Linked DNA regions of Homo sapiens: region 2 is linked to region 1. A link is a loop called in an ENCODE intact Hi-C map of the cell type or tissue named here. Cell type or tissue: GM12878. All regions are shown on one strand.

Region 1 (8,000 bases):
ATTTATTAGGTAATTTTGAGATATCCATAATACAGAGTACAAAAATGTTGAAAGCATAAGAGATAAGGGAAGTCATTTATCTCATAACCAGATATATTTGAATCACTGCAAAGCAAAGCATCATCTACTTCAGCACCCTGGATATTATCATAGCATTATTGGCAAAATAAAGCTCTAAAAATAATACTCATAAGCTGATGCCAACTACTCTTAAGGAACAATACAGTAGGGATGGAAATGGTGGTCTGTAACATTTGCCAAATCCCACATGTAGCTATATCCTCCACAGCGGCCAACTTTAAGCTACCAACATGATGTCACTGACTGTGGAGTTGAGAAGAGATGACGTGAGTTGGTTCACAAGCTGATCCCAGAACACCATTGAAAAAGACAAGATTTGGAGAAAAAAAAAAAACATGAAACTAAATTTGTTAGGGCAAGTTTCTTAAGCAAGGGACTGCAATGGCCAAAACGTCCATCATCAATTATTGCGTTAATACATAACTTTTACAATACAATGGAACAACTGCACATCAATTTGGCACTTTCAAATGCGAAAATAAGAAAATAAACATTTAGGTAGATGAGTGGCCAGTTATCAGAATCAAAGATACATGAATGTTCATGCATGCTACATTGAAACTTCATTGACTCTTGGTTTAATAAGAATTCATGGGAACTATTCTGGAGAAAAACTATTGTCTTTACTTGAGAAAAGATTAGAAACTTTTGAAGTAGAACTTGAAGCAGATGTTGTTGTGTGGTAAGCAGTGTCTAAGATAGCTTCCAGTGATCCCCTTCCTTTGAGGGTGGGCCAGATTTGGTGACCTGCTTTAAACCAATGGCCCAAGTGATGAGTGGTCACTCCCAAAAAGAGGTTATAAAAAAACAGACTTCAGTTTTGGGTTGTCTTTCTTGCTCTCTCTTGGATCACTAGCTCTGGGGAAGCCAGCTGCCATGCTGTGAGGGAATCCTGTGCAAAGGCACCATGTGGGTGACCCTAGAAGCGCATCTTCTGAGGCTGCCAACAAGTACATGAGTGAGCTTGGAAGCAGGTCCTCTCCCAGTTGAGCCTTAAGATGCCTCCCCTCCCACCCAGCCAACAACTTGACTGCAGCCCCTTGACAGACTTGAGCCAGAACCACTTAGAACACAGAAACTGTGAGATAATTAAATTTTTTTTTAACTGTTAGGTTTTGGAGTAATTTGTTACACAGTCATAGCTTACTAACACTGATTACCAGCACAATCACAGACAAATTCAGAAAGTTATCACTGATGAGCATGCATTTCACCTTGTGACTAAAGTATCTTACACCAATAGGAGGTTGATGGACAAAACATGAAAAACAAACAGCAGCAGAAGTGAATGCACTACAACTTTGAAAAACCAGAATAGTGAAAACAATAACTCTGATCTGGTTGTGGGTCAAATCTAAGCAGTATCATCTGTAAAATGCCTCTGCCACAGTTTTTAAATATAAGAAAAATTATAAAGCTCTTTAAATCATTCTCTCATGAGAATTAGTTTTTTTTTGCAGAAAGAAATACTCAAGAATGAAAAAAATAAAATTATAAGTCATTTTGGATACTAAATGGATATATTATAAAAAATGATCCAAAGGCTTTTAAAAAGTCCATATCAATAAAATTGCTTTTTGGCAGCTGAAAGTCAGTCATTTATAGAAGGGGAACTTTACGAAGTTGTGAGTGATGCATGAACTTGCTTTAAGCTTGCTATTTATATGAAGTGAGAAAGGACAACTTTTTTGCAGTCAAAAATGAAATTGTTGATTTAGCAAGATCACCAATGGATAGATTTTTAAGAGAAAATGTGCTTCAGTGGAAGAAATTTATGGAGAAAACATGAGAGTTGCTGTGAAATGCTCTCTCATGAGATGAGAGTGAATCAGCAACTGAAGTAGCAGGAGCAAAATCAATGTCGATGGTAAAACCAAAACCAGGGCAAGCAAGTGTTAAAAGAAAAAAAAAGAAAGAAAAGAAAAGAACTTAGCAGAGGCAATGTGCACTGAAGGCCCAACTTGAAAATATGTTTTGAACAATTCAAGCAATGGCAATGAAAACTGAAAGACATTTTTCTATGTCTGAACCATTTGTCATGAAAGATTAAGCTTGCAAATAGTACAATGCCTGATTTGTGAGTTTTCAGCCTCCACTGTAGAAATGATAAATGTTCATATTAAATAAGTGTGGTGTCATTGTTCAAACTTTTAACATTATTTGGCATTTACTTTGTGTTAATGTTCCCTTCTTTTATCATTTTCTTTATTAAATGGGTATATCATATAGCAATCACATTAAGATGTTCCTGAATATGTGAACCTATCACAATGTAAGAGTTCATCATAATAACAAACCGTGCTTTGCATTTATTGTTCCATCTTTTTTATCTTCCATAAAATCTCTGAAACTTGTAGTATCCAAAAAAATGGATTCACTATTTAGCCACTCATTATTTCAAAACATACAGAGTGCTATGAAAAACACAACATAATTTATGTTCCAACTATCTTGTAATTATCCATGAACATCACTCATGGCTGCCATGTGTGCATGTGTGTGCACATCTGTGTGTACATGTGTATTCACATTCGTGTGCCCCTTTATGTAACGACAGGACTTTTGCTATATTATATTCTTATTTTAAAAACAAAGAAACTGGCCAGGCGTGGTGGCTCACGCCTGTAATCCCAGCACTTTGGGAGGCCAAGGCGGGCGGATCACCTGAGGTCGGGAGTTCGAGACAAGGCTGACCAACATGGAGAAACACCATCTCTACTAAAAATACATAATTAGCTGGGTGTGGAGGCACATGCTTGTAATCCCAGTTACTCGGGAGACTGAAGCAGGAGAATTGCTTGAACCCAGGAGGCAGAGGTTGCAGTGAGCTGAGATGGCGCCATTGCACTCCAGCCTGGGCAACAAAAGCAAAACTCCATCTCAAAAAGAAAAAAAAAAAAAGAAAGAAAGAAAAAGAAACTAAGGCCCATAAAATCCTCGTCACCTGAGAAATGAAAAAAAAAAGAAAATGTTTACATCCCATGGCTATTGCAATGATAACACAACAACCTGTACAGAAAATGTGCAAAATGATGTCTGGCATTTGGTAAGTCTTGAATGAATGTCAGCTATTAAAGTAACTACTTGCGGCCAGGCGCAGTAGCTCATGCCTGTAATCTTCACACTTTGGGAGGCCGAGGTGGGCAGATCACCTGAGGTCAGGAGTTCGAGACCAGCCTGGCCAACATGGTGAAACTTCGTCTCCACTAAAAAATACAAAAATTAGCTGGGTGTGGAGTCAGGTGCCTGTAATCCCAGCTACTCGGGAGGCTGAGGAAGGAGAATTGCTTGAACCCGCGAGGCAGAGCTTGCATTGAGCCAAGATTGCACCATTGCACTCCAGCCTGGGAGACAGGGCAAGACTCCATCTAAAAAAAAATAAAATAAAACCTAGTTGGAAAAAACTATGTTTCAATAGAAAGGAATAGATGTTTTAAATCCCCCTTTTTAGGTCATGTTAAGACTCGAGGAGAGCCACGCCTGGTCTGGGGCTTGCGGGCTGGGGCCTGGAGCCAACAGGCAGAGGAAAGGCAGGCTGCTGCTCCAGCACTGGCTGCTGGCCCCTGTGGCCTGGACAGAGGCTAAGCAGCTCCCAGCTTCCTGCACTCCTCCCCTCAGTCCCCTGCTCCACCAAATCAGTGGGTTCTTCCAAAATTCTGTGGAATCACAACATTCCTCACTAGCTCACCAGGCCTCAATGTGTCCCCAGTGCATTAGAATAAAATTCAGATGCCTCGCCATGGCCCACAGGCCCCTGGGAACCCAGTTCCCTTCACTTCTCCACCCTCGCCTCACAGTTTGCTGCTCCTCTCTCTGAGGCCAGACACAGGGGATTCCCTCAGCAGCTCCAATACAGCAAGCCCTTCACCACCCCAGGCCCTTTGCACGGCTGGTCCCTCTGCCTGGGAGACTCTTGCCCTGCTCCTCACAAGGCCCTTCCAGTCCTCAGGTTGCACTTAAGATCCTGCTCCGGAGGGACTCTGCCCTGATCAGCCACAGGGACCCCTAAACATACTCTTTCCTGGCTCAGCCCACTTCTTTGTGTCTTTCCCAGGAATCCCTTTCATCTTGACTATGTCTTCCCTCACTGTTAATGTGCTGACTCTTGGGCTCCCAACTGGACCATCATGTCTCTGAGGACCCAACTCAGACTCTATTTCCACATCTATTCCACATTGCAGAATACATATTTAATAAATGAATTGATTAATGCATCTTGTCTGGTTACGCAGACTCTGGCTTTACCTGTGACCATCTCTTCTGATATAAATGACTATGTTCTAGTAATTCTCAAAGTATAGCCTTGTGTGCCCCTTAGCCCACAGGTTCTTGGCAAAGAGAGTGCCTTGCTGACCCCAAGGGCCCAGCTTGTGCATAGGATGAATCTGAGAGAACACACTAGAGCAAGTTCCTGAGGGTGGCTCGCAATACAGTGTTCCCTGGGCCTGGAGCAGTGTCAGGCACAGAGGCCTGTATCAGCCTGGTTGGCTGCCATAGCAAATACTGCACAACCTGGGTGGCTTAAACCGTGAAAATATATTCTGTCCTGGAGGCTGGAAGTCCAAGGTCAGGGTGTTGGCAGGCTTGGTTTCTCCTGTGGCTTTTTTCCTGGATGTGTAGATGGCCATCTTCTGCCTGTATCTTCACATGCTTTTTCGTGTGTGTTTCTGTGTGCGTGTGTGTCTGTGTTCTAACTTCCTCTTCTTATGAGGACCGCAGTCATATTGGATCAGGGCCCATCCCAATTACCCCACTTAAATGTAATCATCTGTTTAAATGACTCATCTCCAAATACAGTCATATTCAGAGGTGCAAGGGGTTGAGAATTCAACATATGAATTGAGAAACGGTCATAATTCAGTCATAACAGGGCCCAAGTACATATTGTTTGAACATTGAATATTGTTTTCTAAAATTGTAAATAAGTGAGTTAGCATCATGGCTAACCATTTTATTAGCTTGGTAACATGAGGTTTAGGGCTAATCTTTAAAGCCTTTCTACCTCCAAGCATCCTCTAAGTGTGTCCAGATAATGCAAATGTCCTTGGAGCCCAGGGGTGGGTCCATGACTTGACAAAATAAAACACCCACAACAGAAGGCCTGACATCAACTCAGTGCACCCCACACCCCAGGGCTTGTTTCAGGCTGGGGTCCACAGTCATTGCTTCATTATCAGTGTCACTAGTGGATTTAGGGTTAAGTCTTGTGCTTTCACAATGGGAAGTAGAAACCACAGAGAGAAATAAATGTTGTCTTGGAGCTAGGGACAGCACCCCAGAAGACTCCAAGGCAAAGAGGGTCTTGGGGAGAAGCAGGACACAGAGAGATGCCTGGGGAGATTCAGGCTGGAGACTGAGCAGTGGGTGCCAACAGCCTCACACAGGGCAGTCGAAGCTCCTTTTCAAAGCCACCTTAATGAAGTTCCAACCAAGAAATATTGCTAATAGGACTAGAATTGTTCCCCAAAATAAATTATTTTCAAAATCTGATTGTTTACCTAAAATAGCTCCAGTGTTAATATCGATCTTCTAAGAAAAATTTAGAAAAGGTACATGAAGTAAAAGCATTAAAATAACTTTTTTATCAACTCAAACTCCAATTTATCCTTTCAATGAAGCCCAATGTAAAGGGTTTGGACCCCGGAGATGTGGAGACTGAATGTGATTACTGTTCTCAGAAAACCTTCTGGTCATAGGATGAACACGTGCTTTACCGCTATTAAAGATACAAAATAACTTTTATTCCAAAAATTATCACTTACATCTCAACTGATACATCTATACAAATTTAGCCAGCTCTAGTAGCAATACAAATGAACACATTTCTTAAAGTTATTGGATTTAGATGTAAATTGTTTGTCCAAGGGTTAAAAGAAAATGTAAAGTAATCTAACAGTTATTTGGGCTGATACTAATATACAAAAAATCTGATTATTATTTTTCCCTGAGGAATGGAGTAGACACCCAAGAACCTCTCATCCCATCATCTCTAAGCATCTCCTTCCTGAACTCACCCTAGACATGGGGTCCTCAAAGTGTGTTCCAGGAGCCTCTGTGGAGTTCACAGTAAACCTTTAAGGAGTCCACTAAATCAGAACTACTTTTGTAATAATAATGAGACGTTATTTGCTTTGTTCAGTGTTATTAACTCAGGAGTGTACACTGGAGGTTTCTACAAGCTACCTGAATCGACATCACAGAAGACGAATGCAGAAGCAGCTATGAGAATGCGTCTCCTATATAGCCAAACATAGACTTGCAAAAAATAGAAAACAATGCCATTTGTCACTATGTTTTTCAGAAAATGTATTTGTATTAATAATACATTATGTATGTATGTGTTTAATGGAGAAACAGAACTGTTTTCTCTTACTATGCACTCAACACAGAACACTCTGGTCACCAAAATGAGGCGGTAGGGGTGGGGTTTCTCACATTAAACCAGCTGTGTATCACACAATTCAATTCAGCTCTGAATCTAACTGAGTGAGCACAGACTCCACAGGTTAAGAGCCCAATCCCATAAGACTGCCCCTGACCCCAGATGCCAATCACAAGCCCCAGGTTGAGACCATGTACTTCTGACCCACCAGCTATAGATCAGGGGTTCCCACAGCCCCCTCCTTAGGTTTGGTAATTTTCCAGGATGGCTCACAAAACTCAGGGAAACACTTTCCTTATGTTTACTGCTTTATTTTGAAGGATATGATAAAGGACATAGGTGACTAGCCAGACGAAGACATGCACAGGGCATGGTCCAGAAGGCTCCTGGGCACAGGAGCTTCTGTCCCCATGGATTTGGGGTGCACCAGCTTCCCAGCACATGGGTGTTTTCATCAACCTGGAAACTCCCTGAACCCCATTGTTCAGGGATTTTTATGGAGGCTTCATCAAATAGGCAAAATAAAACACCCAATTATTAACTCAATCTTCAGCCCCTTTCCCCTTCCCAGAGGCTGGGGGATATGGCTGAAAATTTCAAGCTTCTAATCATGTGTTGGTCTTTCTGGTTACCAGACCCCATCCAGGAGCCCACCAAGAGTACCCTCAGTAGAAAAAAAAGATTCTCCTATCACCCAGGAAATTACAAGAGTTTTAGGAGCTAAATGCCAGAAACTGGGGGCAGAAACCAAATATATATTTTTTATTATTTCACAGTATGTGCTAGTAAATGTATTGTTACTTTTATTAATAATATTAAAATCAGGTTTTAATTTTTGTGACAGTAAATATCTATTGATATAATTCACTTAAATACAAGCTCTTTGAGGTCTTCAATAATTTTTAAGAATATAAAGGAATTCTGAGACCAAAACATTTGAGAACTGCTGCTCTGAGCGCAGACATTACCCTGTTCCTGGACAGAAGAGGACTTACCAGCTTCCAAAGCGGCCAGACTGTCATCAAGCTGCTGTGACTTTACGGAGATCATTTTTCTTTTTTTGAGAACAAAATTAAACATGTTCTATCCTCAATCATGTGGGCTGCTTAATAACCTTCCTAACATTCGGCATTATTTCTACTTTCTAGCCAGAACATTCTGTCCCTTCACCACAGAATATGAGGATGGGACAGACTTAAGTTTCATTTCTCTTGTGTCTTTCTCTTGATAGATAGAGAAAAAGAGACATACATAAATAGTATTAAGATATATACTGATATTTACATTTAAACTAATCTGAACTATTCCACGAGTCCTTAATAACACTTACTTTTGGGGAAAAAGACCCTGGTTTAGGGACAAGTTTAAAACTTGAACAGTTCATATTATCTAAACACATGCATGCTATGTCATGTATAGTTATGTAGGTGATGAAATTGTGGATGCTTTTGTTTTTAATGTTTAAAAATATATACTTTTAGTTATAGTGAATTAAATGTTTCCAATCTTATAAAATAACCCCAGGGGTCCAATGTGC
Region 2 (8,000 bases), 81 kb before region 1:
ACAAAAGATTTTCTTTGACTTTTCATGCCTTCCTGTCTCTCAGTCCCATTCTCCCCTGAGGCTTGCCATAGAAACTAGAATTCCCATTCTGTAAGGTGGCTCATAGAAACCAGAATCTCTTTTCCCCAAAGACAGTCATAAAACCTAAAAATAGTACTCTAATTTTTTCTCCACCTTTCTATGTAAAAACTGGCCATGTAAAAAAATAACTTAAAAAGAAAAAAAGTTACCTGATCTACCTTGCTTGACTATAGGTCATAAGACCCCCCCATTCCAGAGAGGGTCCTGCTTTACACCCAGAAGGAAGGAATGCCACTCAGAGAGGCCAAGAGAAATATTGACAGACAGGCCTTGTTGGGTTTCCCCACTCCATCTATTAGCATTAGATCATGTCCTTTTTTGTCCAGTCGTATTTCTTCAAAACTGTTCGTACTTTGTTGAACCTAAGCACAAAAGTGGACAATTTCCCCTGAATCTTTGGGTCTTCATTCTGAAGGTCTCTGTGTACACATGTTAAATAAATGTGTATGCCTTTATTAATCTATATTTTGCAAGTTGATTTTCCAATGAATCTTCTGAGGGCAAAGGGGGAAATCTCCCCTTGGTCCCTGCAATACTGCAAAGCTATCATAGTCAAAACAATACGACACCTGCATAAAAACAGACACATAGACCAATAGAGTAGAATAGAGAGTCCAGAAAGGAATCCACACACCTAGAGCTAACTAATTTTTAACAAAGGTGAGGAAAAAACAGTCTCTTTAATAAATGCTGCTGAAAAAAACTGGATATCCACATGCAAAAGAATGAAACTAGACCCTGTCTTTCACTATTTAAAAAAAATCAACTCTTGTAAATTTGTTTGAGTTCATTGTAGATTCTGGATATTAGCCCTTTGTCAGATGAGTAGGTTGTGAAAATTTTCTCCCATTTTGTAGGTTGCCTGTTCACTCTGATGGTAGTTTCTTTTGCTGTGCAGAAGTTCTTTAGTTTAATTAGATCCCATTTGTCAATTTTGGCTTTTGTTGCCATTGCTTTTGGTGTTTTAGACATGAAGTCCTTGCCCATGCCTATGTCCTGAATGGTAATGCCTAGGTTTTCTTCTAGGGTTTTTATGGTTTTAGGTCTAACGTTTAAGTCTTTAATCCATCTTGAATTGATTTTTGTATAAGGTGTAAGGAAGGGATCAAGTTTCAGCTTTCTACATATGGCTAGCCAGTTTTCCCAGCACTATTTATTAAATAGGGAATCCTTTCCCCATTGCTTGTTTTTCTCAGGTTTGTCAAAGATCAGATAGTTGTAGATATGCGGCGTTATTTCTGAGGGCTCTGTTCTGTTCCATTGATCTATATCTCTGTTTTGGTACCAGTACCATGCTGTTTTGGTTACTGTAGCCTTGTAGTATAGTTTGAAGTCAGGTAGTGTGATGCCTCCAGCTTTGTTCTTTTGGCTTAGGATGGACTTGGCGATGCAGGCTCTTTTTTGGTTTCATATGAACTTTAAGGTAGTTTTTTCCAATACTGTGAAGAAAGGCATTGGTAGCTTGATGGGGATGGCATTGAATCTGTAAATTACCTTGGGCAGTATGGCCATTTTCATGATATTGATTCTTCCTACCCATGAGCATGGAATGTTCTTCCATTTGTTTGTATCCTCTTTTATTTCCTTGAGCAGTGGTTCGTAGTTCTCCTTGAAGAGGTCCTTCACATCCCTTGTATGTTGGATTCCTAGGTATTTTATTCTCTTTGAAGCAATTGTGGATGGGAGTTCACTCATGATTTGGCTCTCTGTTTGTCTGTTGTTTCTGTATAAGAATACTTGTGATTTTTGTACATTGATTTTGCATCCTGAGACTTTGCTGAAGTTGCTTATCAGCTTAAGGAGATTTTGGACTGAGACAATGGGGTTTTCTAGATATACAATCATGTCATCTGCAAACAGGGACAATTTGACTTCCTCTTTTCCTAATTGAATACCCTTTATTTCCTTCTCCTGCCTGATTGCCCTGGCCAGAACTTCCAACACTGTTGAATAGGAGTGGTGAGAGAGGGCATCCCTGTCTTGTGCCAGTTTTCAAAGGGAATGCTTCCAGTTTTTGCCCATTCAGTATAATATTGGCTGTGGGTTTGTCATAGATAGCTCTTATTATTTTGAAATACGTCCCATCAATACCTAATTTATTGAGAGTTTTTAGCATGAAGGGTTGTTGAATTTTGTCAAAGGCCTTTTCTGCATCTATTGAGATAATCATGTGGTTTTTGTCTTTGGCTCTGTTTATATGCTGGATTACATTTATTGATTTGTGTATATTGAACCAGCCTTGCATCCCAGGGATGAAGCCCACTTGATCATGGTGGATAAGCTTTTTGATGTGCTGCTGGATTCGTTTTGCCAGTAATTTATTGAGGATTTTTGCATCAATGTTCATCAAGGATATTGGTCTAAAATTCTCTTTTTTTGTTGTGTCTCTGCCTGGCTTTGGTATCAGAATGATGCTGGCCTCATAAAAAGAGTTACGGAGGATTCCCTCTTTTTCTATTGATTGGAATAGTTTCAGAAGGAATGGTACCAGTTCCTCCTTGTACCTCTGGTAGAATTCGGCTGTGAATCCATCTGGTCCTGGACTCTTTTTGGTTGGTAAGCTATTGATTATTGCCACAATTTCAGATCCTGTTATTGGTCTATTCAGAGATTCAACTTCTTCCTGGTTTAGTCTTGGGAGAGTGTATGTGTCGAGGAATTTATCCATTTCTTCTAGATTTTCTAGTTTATTTGCGTACAACAAAAAAACAAACAACCCCATCAAAAAGTGGGCAAAGGATATGAACAGACACTTCTCAAAAGAAGACATTTATGCAGCCAAAAAACACACGAAAAAATGCTAATCATCACTGGCCATCAGAGAAATGCAAATCAAAACCACAATGAGATACCATCTCACACCAGTTAGAATGGCTATCATTAAAAAGTCAGGAAACAACAGGTGCTGGAGAGGATGTGGAGAAATTGGAACACTTTTACACTGTTGGTGGGACTGTAAACTAGTTCAACCATTGTGGAAGTCAGCGTGGAGATTCCTCAGGGATCTAGAACTAGAAATACCATTTGACCCAGCCATCCCATTACTGGGTATACACCCAAAGGAGTATAAATCATGCTGCTATAAAGACACATGCACACGTATGTTTATTGTGGCATTATTCACAATAGCAAAGACTTGGAACCAACCCAAATGTCCAACAATGATAGACTGGATTAAGAAAATGTGGCACACATACACCATGGAATACTATGCAGCCATAAAAAATGATGAGTTCATGTCCTTGGTAGGGACATGGATGAAACTGGAAATCATCATTCTCAGTAAACTATTGCAAGAACAAAAAACCAAACACCGCATATTCTCACTCATAGGTGGGAATTGAACAATGAGATCACATGGACACAGGAAGGAGAATATCACACTCTGGGGACTGTTGTGGGGTGGGGGGAGGGGGAAGGGATAGCATTGGGAGATATACCTAATGCTGGATGACGAGTTAGTGGGTGCAGCGCACCAGTATGGCACATGTATACATATGTAACTAACCTGCACAATGTGCACATGTACCCTAAAACTTAAAGTATAATTAAAAAAAAAGAAAAAAAATCAACTCAAAATAGATTAAAGACTTAAATGTAAGACCCCAAGCTGTGAAAGAACTAGAAGAAAATACAGGGCAGATGTCCATGACATTGGTATGGGCAAAGAATTTTTAGCTAAGACCTCAAAAGCATAAGCTACAAAAGCAAAAACAGACAAATGGAATTACATCAAATTAAAACGCTTCTGAGGCAGGAAAATGGCAAGAACCCAGGAGGCGGAGCTTGCAGTGAGCCGAGATTGAGCCACTGCACTCCAGCCTGGGCAACAGAGCAAGACTCTGTCTCAAAAAAAATAATTAAAATAACTTAAAAATAAAAAATAAAATAAAAAGCTTCTAGACATCAAAAAAAATCAACAAAGCAACTACTCACAAAATGGAAAAAAACGTTTACAAACTATAGAAGTAGATTATTTCAATAGCCCTATCACTATAAGGAAAATTGTGCTGAGAATTTTTTAATTAAATCTTAATTTAATCAAGATTTGACTTTCAAAATGAAATCTCTAAACCCAGACAATTTCACTGGAAAATTATACCAAAGTTTTAAAGAAGAATTAACACTCATTTTACACAATCTATTCAGGAAAATTGAAGAAAGGACGTTCATTTGCCAATTCATTTTATGAAGCTAGTATTATCATGATGCCAAAACTAAACAAAAGCAAAACAAAAAAGGAAGAAAGAAGGCCAATATCCCTCATGAATACAGACACAAAATTCCTTAACAAAATACTAATAGAATGCTGTAATACATAAAAAGAAGTATACACTATAACTACGTGGCGTTTACTCCAGGGTTGCAAAGCTAGTTCAGTATTCAAAAATCAATCAACATAATGCACCATATCAACAGGCAAAAAAGGAACAATTACATGATCTTAGCAATCAAAGCAGAAGAAGCATTTGAAAAAAATTCAACACTTATTCATAGTGAAAGCTCTCAGAAAAATAAGAGTGCAGGTGAACTTCCTCATCTTGGTATGAAGCAGCTGCACAAAACCTACAGCTCACATTACACCTAATGATGACAGACTGGATGTGTCCTAACATCAGTAACTACATAAGAATGTCTCCTCTCATTACTCTTAGCCAACATAGTGCTAGGCATTCTCACTAGTGGAATGTAAAATATTTAGATGTAAATCTAACAAGGCATGTGTGTGACAGACATAACACATTTATGAGCTGGAAAACTCAACACAGTAAAGTTGTCAATTTAAATACTGATTTAATGAAATCTCTATTAAAATCTTAGCAGGAATTTTGTTGATATAGACAAGATTATACTGAAACTTATAAGGAAAGGCAAATGAATTAGAATAGCTAAAATCATTTTGAAAAAGAGAAATAAAATGGGATAAACAAGTCTATTCAATATTAAGAATTTTTATATAGCTATAGTAATCAGGACTATTTGATGTTGGTAGAGGGACAGACAGAGATTTAAAAAATGAACAGAAATAAACATAAATAGGCCCAACTGATTTTTGACAAAGGTATATAAATAATTCAACAGAGCAAAGATAACCTTTTTCAAAAAATGATGCTGGTGCAATTGAATATCAATAGGCAAAAGTAAATGAACAAATGTCAAGCTAAGGGTAAAGTCTTATACTTTATGCAAAAATTAATTAATAATGAATCACAGACTTATATGTAAAAAGTAAAACTATAACATGTTTATAAAAACATTCAGAGAAAAAATGGAGGCATCTTCGCTTCTATCTAGGAGGAGCTGAATGAGTGAATTACCTAAGCTTCCATCTAGGAGGAGGTCTATTAAACACCATGTAAATAGAGGAGACGATATGACAATGATAACTGAAACCAATGAAATAGACAACAAGCAACAGAGGAAATCATGAAACCAAAATCTGGTTATTTGAAAAGATCAGTAAGTTGGCACAATTCAAGTCAGATTAATTCAATAAAAAGAACAGAAAATACAAATTCAAGAATAAAAAAGAGGATACACTCACAGATTCGACAGATAAAAAAAATTTAAGAGGATACAATGAATAAGATTTTGCCAATAAAACTGGCATTTTAATAAAATAGCAACTTCAATGAGAGACATAAATTACCAAAATTGACTCCCCAAGAATAGAGAATATAAGTGACTCTTTATTAATGAAATTTAATTTGTAATTAAGATCTGTTCACAAAGAAAATTCCAGATCTCAATGGCTTCACTGATGAAATCAATCAAACATTTACCAAGAAGTAACAGCAATTTTACACAAATTTCTGCATAAAATGTAGGAGAAAGGAATATTTCCCAACGTATATCAGAAGCTCAGCATTAGGCTGATACCAACACCAAACAAAGACATCATAAGAAATGAAAGTTAGAGATCGGTAACTTTCATGAAAGAAGTCACAGTAAAATTCTTTGTAAAATATTAACCTCTCCTCAGATACACCATGCCCCGTGCCTGGTCTGTATTTTGAATGGGAGGATGGGGGACATGGAAAAAGAAAAAATATTAGCAAATAGAATTTATCAAATTATGAAAAGATATTGCATCATGGCCTAAAGACATTTAACCAATGAATACAAGGTCTAGCAATGAAATGAAATTCACCATTTAAAAAATATAAAGAAGAAAAATCTTATGATCATTACTACAGATGTGTGTATGTGTGTAATATAACACAGACATAAATATATGATACATACATGCACATATACATGAGCAATGATTCTATCTATTTACAGATAGTTAAGTTTTTCATAGATACCCTTTATCTAGTTAAGGAAGTTCCTTTCTATTCCTAGTTAGCCAAGATTTTTTTAAATCATGGATATGTGCTAAATTTTATCCATGTCTATCTATCTATCTATCTATCTACCTACTTACCTATTTATCTACCCATCCATATATCCAAATATAGATGCTTTCCCCTAAAATTAGAGACAAAGGTAGAATGTCTACTCACTGCTTCTATTAAATTGATGGCCCAGGACAATAAGGCAGTACCAATTAATAAACATTATATATATTAGAAAGGAAGAATCAAACTGCATCTGTTAACAAATTAATGTTCAAATTCACAGAGAATCCTAAGGTATCTGCAAAAAAAGCTACTAGAGTTAACATATGAGTTTAGCAAGGACACAGGATTCAAGGTCAATACACAAAACTCAAATAGATATATCCACATACTAGGAAAGAACAATTACATTTGAAGTTTAAAAAATGGTGCCCTTACACGCCTGTAATCCCAGCACTTTGGGAGGCCAAGGCAGGCGGATCACGAGGTCAGGAGATCGAGACCATCCTGCCTAACATGGTGAAACCCCGTCGCTACTAAAAAGACAAAAAAATTAGCCGGGCATGGTGGTGGGCGCCTGTAGTCCCAGCTACTTGGGAGGCTGAGGCAGGAGAATGGCGTGAACCTGGGAGGCAGAGCTTGCAGTGAGCGGAGATGGCGCCACTGCACTCCAGCCAGGGCAACAGAGTGAGACTCCGTCTCAAAAAAAAAAAAAAAAGAAAAAGAAAAAGAAAAAAATGGTGCCTTAAAAACATCATACAAAATAATGCAATTTATTTAGCAGAAATTAATTTAGCAAAATATGTGCATGGTATAAAACCTTACTCAGACCAGTGAAAGAAAGAAAGAGATATACCATGTTTATGCATTGGAAGGCTCAGTATTAAGATTTCAGTCCTTTACTAATTGATCTGGAGATTCAAAATAATCCAAAGTAAAATCCCCGGAATCTTTTTGTTGTTGTTCTTGTTGAGAAACTGACAATTTGATCCTAAAATTAGATGGAAATGTAAAGGGTATAAAATAACCAAAATAATTTTGAAAAATTAGAACAAAGTTGCACAGATTATATGTTTTCAAGACTGTTGGGAATATAAAATGGTACCACATTGTGAAAGACAATTTTGCTGTCTGTTATAAAGTTAAACATTTACTTAATATACAATCCAGAAACTTTATTCCTAGGTATTTACCCAAGAGAAATGAAAACATATATCCACATAAAATTTGCACACAAAAGTTCATAGCAGCTTTTTTCATCATGGCTCCAAACAGGAAACAACCTAAATGTTCAACAATAGGCGCACGGATAAACAAATTGTTGTACAGTCACACAGTAGAACACTAACAACTGCACAAAAAAAGTTATGCTAGAACTCTTAGGTCTGAATGTTTATGTTCCCCTAAAATTCATATGTTGAAATCCTAACTTCCAATGTGATGTTCTTAAAATATACAGCCTTTTGGAATGATTAGATCATAAAGGTGGGGTCCTCCTGAATGGGACTAGTGCTCTTACAAAAGGAGTCCCAGAGAGTTCCCTCATACCTTCCACCCTATGGGACACAGAGAGACTGC

Evidence for each region. Peaks named below come from ENCODE experiments on the same cell type or tissue, not always from the same donor. Only the 100,000 strongest peaks of a DNase experiment are listed, where the experiment ranks them.
Region 2: it touches region 1 in a loop (2.1-fold over the local background); 1 of 110 quality-filtered maps calls a loop at or near these places.

The regions. Positions count from the first base shown.
Region 1 is chr7:46,055,462-46,063,461 of GRCh38, reverse strand. No RefSeq gene overlaps it. Among named protein-coding and RNA genes, the nearest start is that of IGFBP3, 140 kb to the right of the region's middle. In GM12878, no CTCF peak of the experiment used is centred here; a DNase peak (open chromatin) is centred at 4,862.
Region 2 is chr7:46,135,967-46,143,966 of GRCh38, reverse strand. No RefSeq gene overlaps it. Among named protein-coding and RNA genes, the nearest start is that of IGFBP3, 220 kb to the right of the region's middle. In GM12878, no CTCF peak of the experiment used is centred here; a DNase peak (open chromatin) is centred at 4,626.